Linked DNA regions of Homo sapiens: region 1 is linked to region 2. A link is an interaction called in ENCODE POLR2A ChIA-PET data of the cell type or tissue named here. Cell type or tissue: OCI-LY7. All regions are shown on one strand. Links, peaks and the distances in the headings refer to the core of each region. The heading gives the core; the rest is flanking DNA.

Region 1 (5,595 bases), core at 546-4,545, 320 kb after region 2:
AGAAAACTAATAAACCCTAAGAAAACCACCCCTTGGAGGAAGAAACCCAAGATTAAGGCCACTCCGAAGTATCCAAATTGATTATACCAAAATACCCCCAACAGGCCGCCTAAAGTATCTACTGGTGATAGTAGATCACCTTACTCACTGGGTAAATGCAATTTCTTTTTCAAGTGCAACCACCAACAATGTAGTTAAGACACTCATAGAAAATGTTATACCCAAGTTTGGATTAATAGAAAACATTGATTCAGATAATGGAATCCATTTCACTGCACATGACAATATAAAGCTAGCCCAGATATTAGAAATAAAGTGGGAATACCATACCCCCTGGCACCCACCTTCATCAGAAAGAGTAGAAAGAATGAACCAAACCCTAAAAAGCCATCTAACCAAATTAGTTTTAAAAACTCGATTATCATGGACCAAGTGCCTTCCTATTGCCTTATTAAAGGTCCGAACTGTCCCTCAGAAAGAAGTTGGCTTATCTCCTTGTGAAATGCTGTATAGGCTGCCTTACTCACACTTCACTGTTGACATTCCTACGTTTGAAACTAAAAGTCAGTTTCTCAAGAGCTATGTACTTGGTCTCTCTTCCACTTTCTCTTCCCTCAAAGCTAAAGGCTTTTTAGTACAGATGCCACCCTTGGAGTTCCCAGCACATCAGCATCAGCCTGGGGATGATGTTCTCATCAGAAGCTGGAAAGAAGGAAAACTCAAACCAGCTTGGGAAGGACCCTATCTCGTGCTTCTAACCACCAAGACTGCAGTCCAAACAACAACAAAAAAATGCAGACCCATCATACCCCAGTCAAAAAAGCATCGCCATCTTCAAAGTCATGCGCTATTGTTCCGAGACCAATTCCTACCAAGCTAAAGATAAAAAAAAAAAAGCTTAACCCTCTTATAGTGCCTTTTTTTCTTTCCCCTCTCTACTGTCAGACAATTATCCTTTCCTCACCCAGTAACAAAACCAAAGTGGCCGTCGTAGAGGTAAAAGATCTAAAACAAACCTAATCATTGAAACAGGGTACCGAGATGCAAATGCCTGGCTGAAATGGATTAAATATTCTGTCTGCACTCTAAACAAAAATGATTGCTATGCTTGTGCGCACAGCAGGCCAAAGGCCCAGATTGTCCCCTTTCCACTCGAATGGTCCTCCAGTCTACCAGGCATGAACTGTATGGTAGTTCCCTTCCAACACCTCACATCCTGGGGTAATAAGTTATGCCAAGCTCCCTCTCTGCTATTCCCTCAAGTCCAGCACCCTGCGGGTCAGCCCCCAAGGGCCATCAAGCTTCCATTTCCCCATGCCAGTTTTACCTCATGTCTCTCACAACACGGGGAAAACTTGGCATTTCTTGGAGACCTAAAGGGATGCAGTGAGCTTAAGCCCTTCCAGGAGCTTACTAATCAGTCTCCCCTTATTCATCCCCAAGCAAATGTAGGATGGTATTGTGGTGGACTATTACTGGATACTCTGCCAAGTAACTGGAGCGGCACTTGCACTCTGATCCAATTGGATATCCCTTTCACTCTGGCATTTCATCAACCAGAAAAGATAAAACATCGTAAAACAAGAGATGTCCCTCGTGGGTCCTTTGACTCTCATGTTTATATAGACGCCGTTGGAGTCCCACGAGGGGTACGAAATGAATTTAAAGCCCGAAATCAGATAACTGCAGGGTCTGAGTCCATGTTATTCTGGTGGTCAACAATTAATAAAAATGTAGATTGGATAAATTATATCTACTATAACCAACAACGATTTGTCAGTTATACTAGGAATGCCATTAAAAGAATAGCTCAACAATTAGGGCCTACTAGCCAAATGGTCTGGGAAAATAGGATGGCGCTAGGTATGATATTAGCAAAAAAAAAAGAGGTGGAGTCTGTGTCATGATAGGAACCCAGTGTTGTACCTTCATCCCTATTAGTTGAAAGACTTATTACAACAGCCCTTACTGAAACTTTCCTGATTTCTTTTCCACCCTAGTTTAACAAACTTTTACTTCTAGACAGTGAGGAACAGCAAAGTCAGGTCATGTTAGGTAAGTTTGAAGAAGAAAGTGTGTAAATTCAAGAGGGGAAAATTGTTAGGAACAAACAGTTTCTCTTCAAAGGGTTTCACCCCCCTTTTCCTTTGTTCTATTACATAAGTAGTTTTTCCTGCCTTTAACAGGCCCAGGCATGCCTCCATCCACCAACCTTGTAGCTGACCCATGCCGCCTTACTCGAAGTTGTTAGGTTCAAACAATGAATTTCCTGGTTCTTTTTCCTTTTCTAAATGCTAAATCTAGTCAGTCGGAATCAGTTTAGATTGTGTGGTCCTACCCTAATTAACTGGGGGAGGACACAGAAACAGGAACGGCATTGGGAATAAAAACCCCTGCTTTCCTTTGTTTGGTGTGCTCTTGCGATCGTAACTAACGCAGGCAGCACCCTTCTGAAATTTGCCTTGCTGAGAAGTCTTTTGTTTGAGTGCTCATTTTCTTTGCAACTCTGAGCTCTTATTTCTAACACAAGGCATCCTCTTGCCTAATTCTTCAAGCAGCTGGGACTACAGGCATGTCCAGACTGCAGGATCTTGAACTCCTGGTCTCAAGCAATCCTGCTGTGACCTCCCAAAGTGCTGAGATTACAGGCATGAATCATCATGCCCAGCCTATTTCTACTTTTTTGATGCAGGTGTTTATTGCCATAAACCTGCTTAATACTGCTTTTGCTGTATTCCATAGCTTTGGTATGTTGTGTTTCCATTTTCATTTGTTTCAAGTTTTTAAGTTTCCTTCTGAATTTCTTCATTGTTCAGGAGCATGTTGTCTAATTTCCATACGTTTTTGAAGTTCTTGAGGTTCTTTTTATTGATATGTATTTTTATTCTTTTTGTGGTCAGAAAAGATATTTGATATGATTTCTATTTTTTTTTTTATTTGTTCAGACTCATGGCCTATGATAATGGTCCATTCTGGAGCATGTTTTATGTGCTGATAAAAAGAATGTGTATTCTCCAGCAGTTGGGTGGAATGTTCTGTAAATGTCAGTTAGGCCTATTAGGTCTAGTTTGTAGTTTAACTCCAGTGTTTCTTTGTTTATTTTCTGTCTGGGTTATCTGTCCATTTCTGAGAGTAGGGTATTAAAGTCTCCTACTATTATTGTATTGCAGTCTATCCCCTTGGATGTATTAATTTTTTTATATATACTTGGGAGCTCTGATGGGTGAATATTTATAATTGTTATATCCTCTTGCTGAATTGACTGACTCCTTTATCATCATATAGTGACCTTCTTTGTCTTTTTTTTACAGTCTTTGATTTGTAGTCCACTTTATCTGATAGAAGCATAGTTGCTCCTGAGCTTTTTTGGTTTCCAGTTGCATGAAATATCTTTTCCCTCCCTTTTAATGTATGTGTATCTTAATAGGTGAAGTGGGTTTCTTGTAGACAGCATGGAATTGGGTCTTGTTTCTTTCTTTGCCTTTTAATTGGAGAACTGAGTGCATTTACCTTCAGTAGTATTATTGATAAGTAAAGACTACTGCCATTTTGTTGCTTGTTTTCTGATTGTTTCGTAACTCTTCCTTTCTTGTGGTTAAGAGATTTTCTCTGGTGGTATGTTTTAATGTGTTGCTTTTTATTTTTAGTGAATTTGTTATAGGTTTTTGCATCGTGGTTACCATGAGGTTTACAAAAAAATAACAAATTATCTTAAAGAGTTGACAACTTATCTTAGATCACAAAAGAATAGAAACAAAGGAAAATTTGAAAGAACTTCCACAATTTAACTTCATCCCTCCCTCTAAGAATTCATTAGAGGCTTTTAATTGTCTCAGTTTATCTATTTTTATATTATCTGCCACTTAACAGGTTGTTGTAACTGTTACTGTTTTTGATAGATTTATCTTTTGGGCTTTATATAATACTAGAGTCGTGAGTGGATTGCATACCACAATTACAATAGTAAAGTATTTTGGGTTTTTTGTGTATACATAATTTTACCAGTGGGTTTTACACCTTCAAATGTTTTTTTAGTTTGTTTTATTTTTCATGGTAGTGTTTTTTTCTTCCAGATTGAGTAATTCCTTTTAGCATTTTTTTTGTAATATGAGTCTTGTGGTGGTGAATTCTCTTAGCTTTTGTTTGTGTGGGAGTCTTTATCTCCCCTTCATATGTGAAGGGTAATTTTGCTGGACAAGGATATTCCTGGATGGTAGTTTTGGTTTTTTTCTTTGAGCACATTAAAAATGTTCCTGTCCCTTCCTGGCCTGTATGGTTTCCGTTGAGAAGTCTGTTGTCATACAAGGTAGAGCTTCTTTATATGTTATTTGTTTCTTTTCTATTGCTGCTTTTAGGATCCTCTCTTTGTCTTTGACTTTTCAAATTTGATTATTATATGCCTTTGGGTAATCTTATTTGGGTCAAATGTGTTTTCTGACCTTCCTGTACTAGGATATTTACATTTTTCTCAAGTTGTGGAAAGTTTTCTATTATTTCTTTGAATAAGCTTTCTACCTCATGCTTTTGCTCAACTTTCTTTGAACACTAATAATTCTTACATTTTTTTTTTGAGGTAATTTTCTATATCTTATAGGCAATCTTTGTTGCTTTTCATTCTTTTTTCTCCTATGTGTGTTTTCATAGCCTGTCTCTGAGCCTAATGATTGTTTACTCTGCTTGATCCTCTCTTATGTCAAGAGCCTCTAATGAATCAGTTCAGCAAGTGTATTTCTCAGTTCCAAGATTTCTGTTTGATTTTTTTCTTTTCTTTTCTTTTGGTGTTATGACTTGGATAATTTTAAAAAATTACTTTAATCTCTTTTTAAAATTTCCTGATAAATTTCTGAATTGCATTTCTGTGTTATCTTGGAGATCACTGAGTTTTCTTAAAAATACTACTTTGAATATTGGTCAGAGAGCTCATAGATCACTATCTCATTAGTGTCAGTTATTGGTTCCTTGCTTTGTCCATTTGGGGAGATCATGGGTACCTGTTTTCTGTTGTTTGTTGTGGCTGTTTTATTCAGCCTTCTCTGTCTGGCTTGTTTTGGTTTTTACTGGATGTATTTGCTTAGAAGTTCTTTACTGTTAGGTTGCTGCCTCCTTTTTAGCTCTCTCTAGTTACCTTAAGCCCAGGTTCACCTAGGTTCTAGTAAAGAACCAGAGCACTGTTCTTCCCGAATGAGGGAGATTCCAAAGGGGATGTCCCAGTAGTGTGGGAATGCTGGCTAGGAGTTCCTGCCCAGGGGACCTGTACAATAAACCTTCTACAGATGGTGTTGATGAACATCTAATGAACATCTACTCTGATTCAGTGTCTTGCTTGGCTGAGTTACAGTAGAATTTCCAGAGCTGGAGATGGTAGTCTTGCCTCCCTTTTTTGTTTCTGCCTATCCGCAGGGATATTTTTCCCTTCTGGCATTTGAGATGCATCCTGTGGGCTAAGATAAGGGACAGTCTCCTGCCAGAGAACATTAGATGATGGGGAAGCATGAGTTATATCTCAGTCTCACTTTTTCCAGTGTAGAAACAGTGAGTTGTGGGAAAATTTTTTGCCCATTAGGTGCTGGCCAGAATGAGGGGAGGGACATCATG
Region 2 (5,595 bases), core at 1,001-5,000:
GCCCTAAGCAGTTCCCAGCTTGACTCTTCCCTTAGCTTAGTGATTTTGGGACCCCAAGATTTATCTTCCTTTCACGTTTCCCTCCTTTTCTTTTTAAAATCTTTTGGAGAAAGCATTTTAGGAGAAAATGAGTCCCTCGTCCCAGGTTTCATCTGGTGTCTCATGGCTAGGATGGTTTATTCCTAGATAGGTAGGTCCCAAGTTATTAGGAAAGCTCATATTTAGAAGGTTGTGAAGTCTCATGTCCTTTGAAGAGAAAACAGGGGGAAGAAGGTAGAAAAACAACAACAAACAAAAGAACAATCCTGGAAAATCGATATAGGCCACATTACTCTGAAGTTTATACATCAGTAGGTAGGTATGAAAGTGGCTAATGTATGTAAATAAGGTTGCTATTATTTTCTTCTGAAGGTTGTCTAGCTTCAGTTTGTGGGGCTTTATGAAAGCACAGCTCAGTTTTCAGTGACTCCAAATTAGGAAAAATGGGAAAAGAAGAAGAAAAAAATTGAAAACAAAGTAACAAAAATTACTTTGAAGACTTGGAGCCAAGAAAAATTAGAATTCAGTTCAAACTTTAAAAAATAATAAAAATCAAGAAACGTTAGGCAAGACTAGAATCTAACAACTGCTGTACTATAGTTTTGAATCATAATGTTTCTCTCTTCAGTTTCCCGTTTGTACTAAAGAAAAATCATGGTAGGACTGGTTTGCTTTACTATACTTGGCCTAATTATTTGTATACAATGCAGCCAGAGTAATTATTTTTTTACATAGGCTTTTAAATTGGCTTTGATGGAACTTTGTTCCATAGAAGGAATCTCAGATAAGACATTTTTTTAAAGCTGAGCCCAGCTATGGATTTGTGCCATCAGGTACCTATGAGTTGAGTGATCCTTTCCTCTTGAGGTTCCAAGATAAACTTGGGGCTCCTGGGCCTGTCAGAAAGTGACATTCTTTACTTATGACACATCAGGAACCCTTTACAATGGCTGTGTAGACAAAGGTATCACAGCAGTTTATCCAATGGGCTTTTATTGCCTCCATAAGTCAATTTTGAATCCTTAAAGGAAAGCACACCATTCCAGTCAAAACTTTAGTAAAATAACCAGTTTCTCCAATTGTGTCCTGTTACAAATGAAAACAGATTCTTATTGCACTTATGCAAATAACTGTATTGTCATAAGAATACTCACACATAGTTCCCAAATTTTGGAGAAATCAGGTTGACAGAAACAAATATGGTCTAAATTTTGTTCATAGAAGTATACTTCACTCAATTGTTAAAAGCTGTAAATAGCTTAAAAGACGTTTTCTTGTATCTGAAAAACAAAACAAAGGATCAGCAACATTTTAAGCAAAAAGTTTAAAAGATTACTTTAGTCTTTTATTAGATCAGCTCACGCAGTTAGCTTTTGTTCTGACATTCATGAACATTTCAGTTCTCCATGAGAGTCCTGAAAGTTTTTTTCTCTATTCTAATGTTCCAATCTCCAAAGTTATCAGAAACTTGCATCTAGGAACACCTGTTAGAGTTCTATAGTTGATTATAAAACCACTTTCTAAGGAGGACCAAAACAAGACAATTGTTTGTGGATGACAAAAGGTTTTAAGGCAGCCACAGTCAAAGACACAACTGACAAAGAAACTTATCTCTGTGGCAGCAACAATTTAACATAACAATTATAATTATTACTGATAATGTACATTAAGTCATATCAAAATTATAGGAGTTTCCCATGATTTTGGAACACATACCAATAACATATTTATATAAATACAGCCCAAAGAAAGCCAAACACCATTTCATATTTGACAAAGTTTCCTGTATGATTTTTATACCAAATAAGCCAAATTATGTCATTTTGGACTTCAGGAAACCTAATATCTTAAAGGATTAATTCAAGCAGAAAAAGACATAATTTATAATTTGATTTTGGAAAGGTTATCAAATATCAAAGGTTTAGAACACTTGATATCACAGGTTATTGTAAAATAAGTCATTCATTTGACCAAAGTGATAACTCAAGGATTTAAAAAAAAGGCAAAAACCTTCTCTTTGAGAAAAGAGAGCTAATTTTCCAAACAATAAGCCCTAGTAACAACAGCAGGAAGCTGGCTGGGTGCGGCGGCTCATGGCTGTAATCCCAGCACTTTGGGAGGCCAAGGCAGGTGGGTCACCCGAGGTTGGGAGTTTGAGACCAGCCTGACCAACATGGAGAAACCCTGTGTATACTAAAAATACAAAATTAGCCAGGCGTGGTGGCACATGCCTGTAATCTCAGCTACTAGGGAGGCTGAGGCAGGAGAATCGCTTGAACCTTGGAGGTGGAGGTTGCAGTGAGCGGAGATTGCACCATTGCACCCTAGCCTGGGCAACAAGAGCGAAACTCTATCTCAAAAACAAAACAAAACAAAAAACAAAACACAGCAGGAAGCCAATTAAATTTGTTCTCTAAAATTTTATAAACAATCTATAAAATTTTAATCTTGACCATAAGCTATAACTTCCATAAGCCTTTCATAACCTTTATAACCTTTACTTAGGAGTTGGTTAATATTTCATAAAAACCTTGTTAATTTGACATGGGCTCATATGCTGGTCTTGCATCAGTGTGCCTTTGACATTAATGATTAATTTATAGAGAAACTGAACTTATTTTATCTCTCAACATTGGCTCTTACAATCTCACATGCCCCTTTCCTGAGAAAGTTGAATGACTTGAATTTTTGGCCCTGTGTTTCAGGAATGCAGTTTATTTTGATTGGCATTTTCTACCGAGACTAAAGATGGGATTTTAATTGCTGTCAGTGTTTAAACTTTAGCAGGACTTGGTATCTTTTTTACACCCAGGAGTCAAAGCCCTGTAACTAAATGTCACAAGTACTTTAAAACCTCATACAGAGAGACATATGGGTGTAATAACCTTAACTTAAAAAAAAAATTTAATCTCAGTTTTTTCCCTAAGCAAACCAAAACTTAATAATAATATGACAACTTGATCATATAGGTTTTTTTAAAATAAATCCTCTTATTGTGACTTACACAGACTGTTCATGACATGCTTGGACTTTCTGGTTTGTCCTGAACATCCCTCTTTCTTAAGCAACCAGTCATTTTACTCTAGGACTAAATTTACCATACAAGATTCTTTCTTATATGAAATTATTTATCTTTAAGCTTTCTTACCAAAAAAAACCTCTTTATTTTTATAACTGTCTTTTTTTTTTTTTTTTTTTAGATGAAGTCTGGCTGTCACCCAGGCTAGAGTGCAGTGGCAAGATCTCAGCTCACTGCAACCTCCGCTTCCTGGGTTCAAGCAATTCTCCTGCCTCAGCTTTCCAAGTAGCTGTGATTACAGTAGCCTACCACCACGCCTGGCTAATTTTTGTATTTTTAGTAGAGATGGGATTTTACCATGTTGACCAGGCTGGTCTCAAACTCCTGACCTCAAGTGATCTGCCTGCCTCAGCCTCCCAAAGTGCTGGGATTACAAGTGTGAGCCACTGCTCCCAGCCATAACTTTCTTTACATCTCTTTTATTTTCCTGGTTCCTTTTATATTGTTTTAAACATGACCTTTAAATAAGCTTTGAATTAGACAAAAACTATTCATCTTTTTAAAAATGACACACTTTTTAAAAAGAATGTTTTCTTACAAATATATTTTTATTGGAAAATACCCATATAATGAAATATCTATTACTTAATTTAATATAACTTTAGATTCTAAATTATGAGTTTGTCTACAAGTATTACATTCACCTAATTATTTTAATTGTTTTAGATGATTTATGAAAACTGTGATAGTCATCATTTAAAGTTATGGAACCATCATTGCAAAATTATAACAGAGACGTGAAAAAGATTTGCCTAACTGACTCCATCTTGCTTTTAACCTCCAAACTCTCCTTGTTCATTCTTCTTTTCTCTCCTAGGAAATTGTTGTTTAAGGATCCTAATTCTAGTTCAGAGATGCATTCTAAAGGGTCTTCTTTTTCTTCTTGTCAGCTAATAGTCTTAAATTTGCATATTAAAGGAAACAACTCACATAAAAGTCAGACAGCAAAATTTACCTCGTAAGGTACAAAGTGAAAGTCTGGTGAGCTGGAGGGAAATTAAAATGAATTTAATTAACAATTGGACATAAAATTATAGACATCTATCATAAAGGCCTTCAAATACATACATGTGTACATGTACATACACACATACACACATACAGATTCTATAACTTTTACTCCAGTACTTTAGCCATGAGATAAATACAAATTTGCCAGCTTGCAAGAAAAACCCAAAAAACTATTAGACCCAAACAGTGGTTTTATCTCAGTGGAAAAATAACAGCAGACTTAAAGCATGGCAGAAAGGAAAATAGAGAAAAACGGACTAGGAACTCTAGAATTTGCAGGTTGACCTTAGGGCTCTTTTTCCTCAATGTAAATTTGCACAAAGACTGTATTACTTCCATTTTACTCTGGCAAATAGAGGTGCCATAAAACCAATAAGGTGCTCTAAAGGGGGTCATTCTCCTTGTTTTCTCCTCATTCTCAGATTGTTTCCTGCTTCTTTTTTTTTTTCTTAAAAGGAAGAATTGAGCTGTGGCCTAGGGTTTTTGTGCATGGATCGATGTGAGCTGCTTGTGGGCAGGACTCCACAGTGTGTCATCACTGAGTTGTTTCCAGCCTCTTATGCATCTCAGCTTCTCTCTCCAGAGGTCTATGTCCTCTGAGAGGGCTCAAAATGCCAGGTGATCAGCCCTTATATGCATTTCCTGGATGACCCATTTTTAAAATTAAATTTTTCTGGGGATTTCCCTGCAGGGCCACTGCATGTTGCAGGGGGTCAACTCCCCAGACGCTCCCACGAGGCCCCTGGTCACCCAGGGACGCCTTTCGCTGGAAAGAGCAAATGTCCTTTCTCTTTGGAGCTCAGAAAACTCAGTTTCTCATTTGCCTATGAAAACAACAGTTCAGTTCCTCAGACAAATGCACACAGACAAACACAATTGAGATTAATTATGGGAGAAAAAGCAATAGATAAGACCCTTTAGAATGCATCTCCGAACTAGAATTAGGATCCTTAAACAACAATTTCCTAGGAGAGAAGAGAAAAGAAAAGAAACCAGCCAAGACCACTTCCTGTAAACTGTGCTCAGCCACCCGTAACTTTGTAGTTCTCGTCTGCCATTACATGCTCCAAGGTCAAATCCTCTCACAGTGCAAGGTCATCTCTGGTTCCCCCAAAGCCAAAGAGGTCAGGTCATGCAATACAGGAAAACAGAGCTTTAGATGTAAGAAGAATCCGCCCACGACTCTTGAAACTTCACAGAGAAAACACAACACTCCAAAAGGGGTGAGTGGCCCCTTTGTTCTGAATTCTTTAAAGGGGTTCAAGTCATTAGAAGCCTTCTCTAGATTTTTTTGGTACTGCAGATGGCAAAGGGGGAAGGAGGTATAGGGTAGAAGAAAAGTAAATGAAATAAATATTTTTTTTTTAAGACAGGAAGCAAACACAGAAAGCAAGTGCATGTTTTTGTTGTTGTTGTTGTTGTTTTGTTTGTTTGTTTTAGCTGTGAGAAATTTTGGCCAGATTAGA

Evidence for each region. ChIA-PET counts read pairs that join two places held together with the same protein. Peaks named below come from ENCODE experiments on the same cell type or tissue, not always from the same donor. Only the 100,000 strongest peaks of a DNase experiment are listed, where the experiment ranks them.
Region 1: POLR2A ChIA-PET joins it to region 2 with 5 read pairs; 2 of 35 experiments call an interaction of 5 or more read pairs at or near these places.

Annotation. Positions count from the first base shown.
Region 1 is chr3:197,239,897-197,245,491 of GRCh38, reverse strand. The region is part of intron 4 of DLG1 (discs large MAGUK scaffold protein 1); the gene reads left to right. Among named protein-coding and RNA genes, the nearest start is that of MIR4797, 51 kb to the left of the region's middle. In OCI-LY7, for the core only: no CTCF peak of the experiment used is centred there; no DNase peak of the experiment used is centred there.
Region 2 is chr3:197,561,741-197,567,335 of GRCh38, reverse strand. It overlaps a transcript of BDH1 not described here. Among named protein-coding and RNA genes, the nearest start is that of BDH1, 8.6 kb to the right of the region's middle. RefSeq lists an enhancer at 4,781-4,880. In OCI-LY7, for the core only: no CTCF peak of the experiment used is centred there; a DNase peak (open chromatin) is centred at 3,055; H3K4me3 peaks cover 237 bases.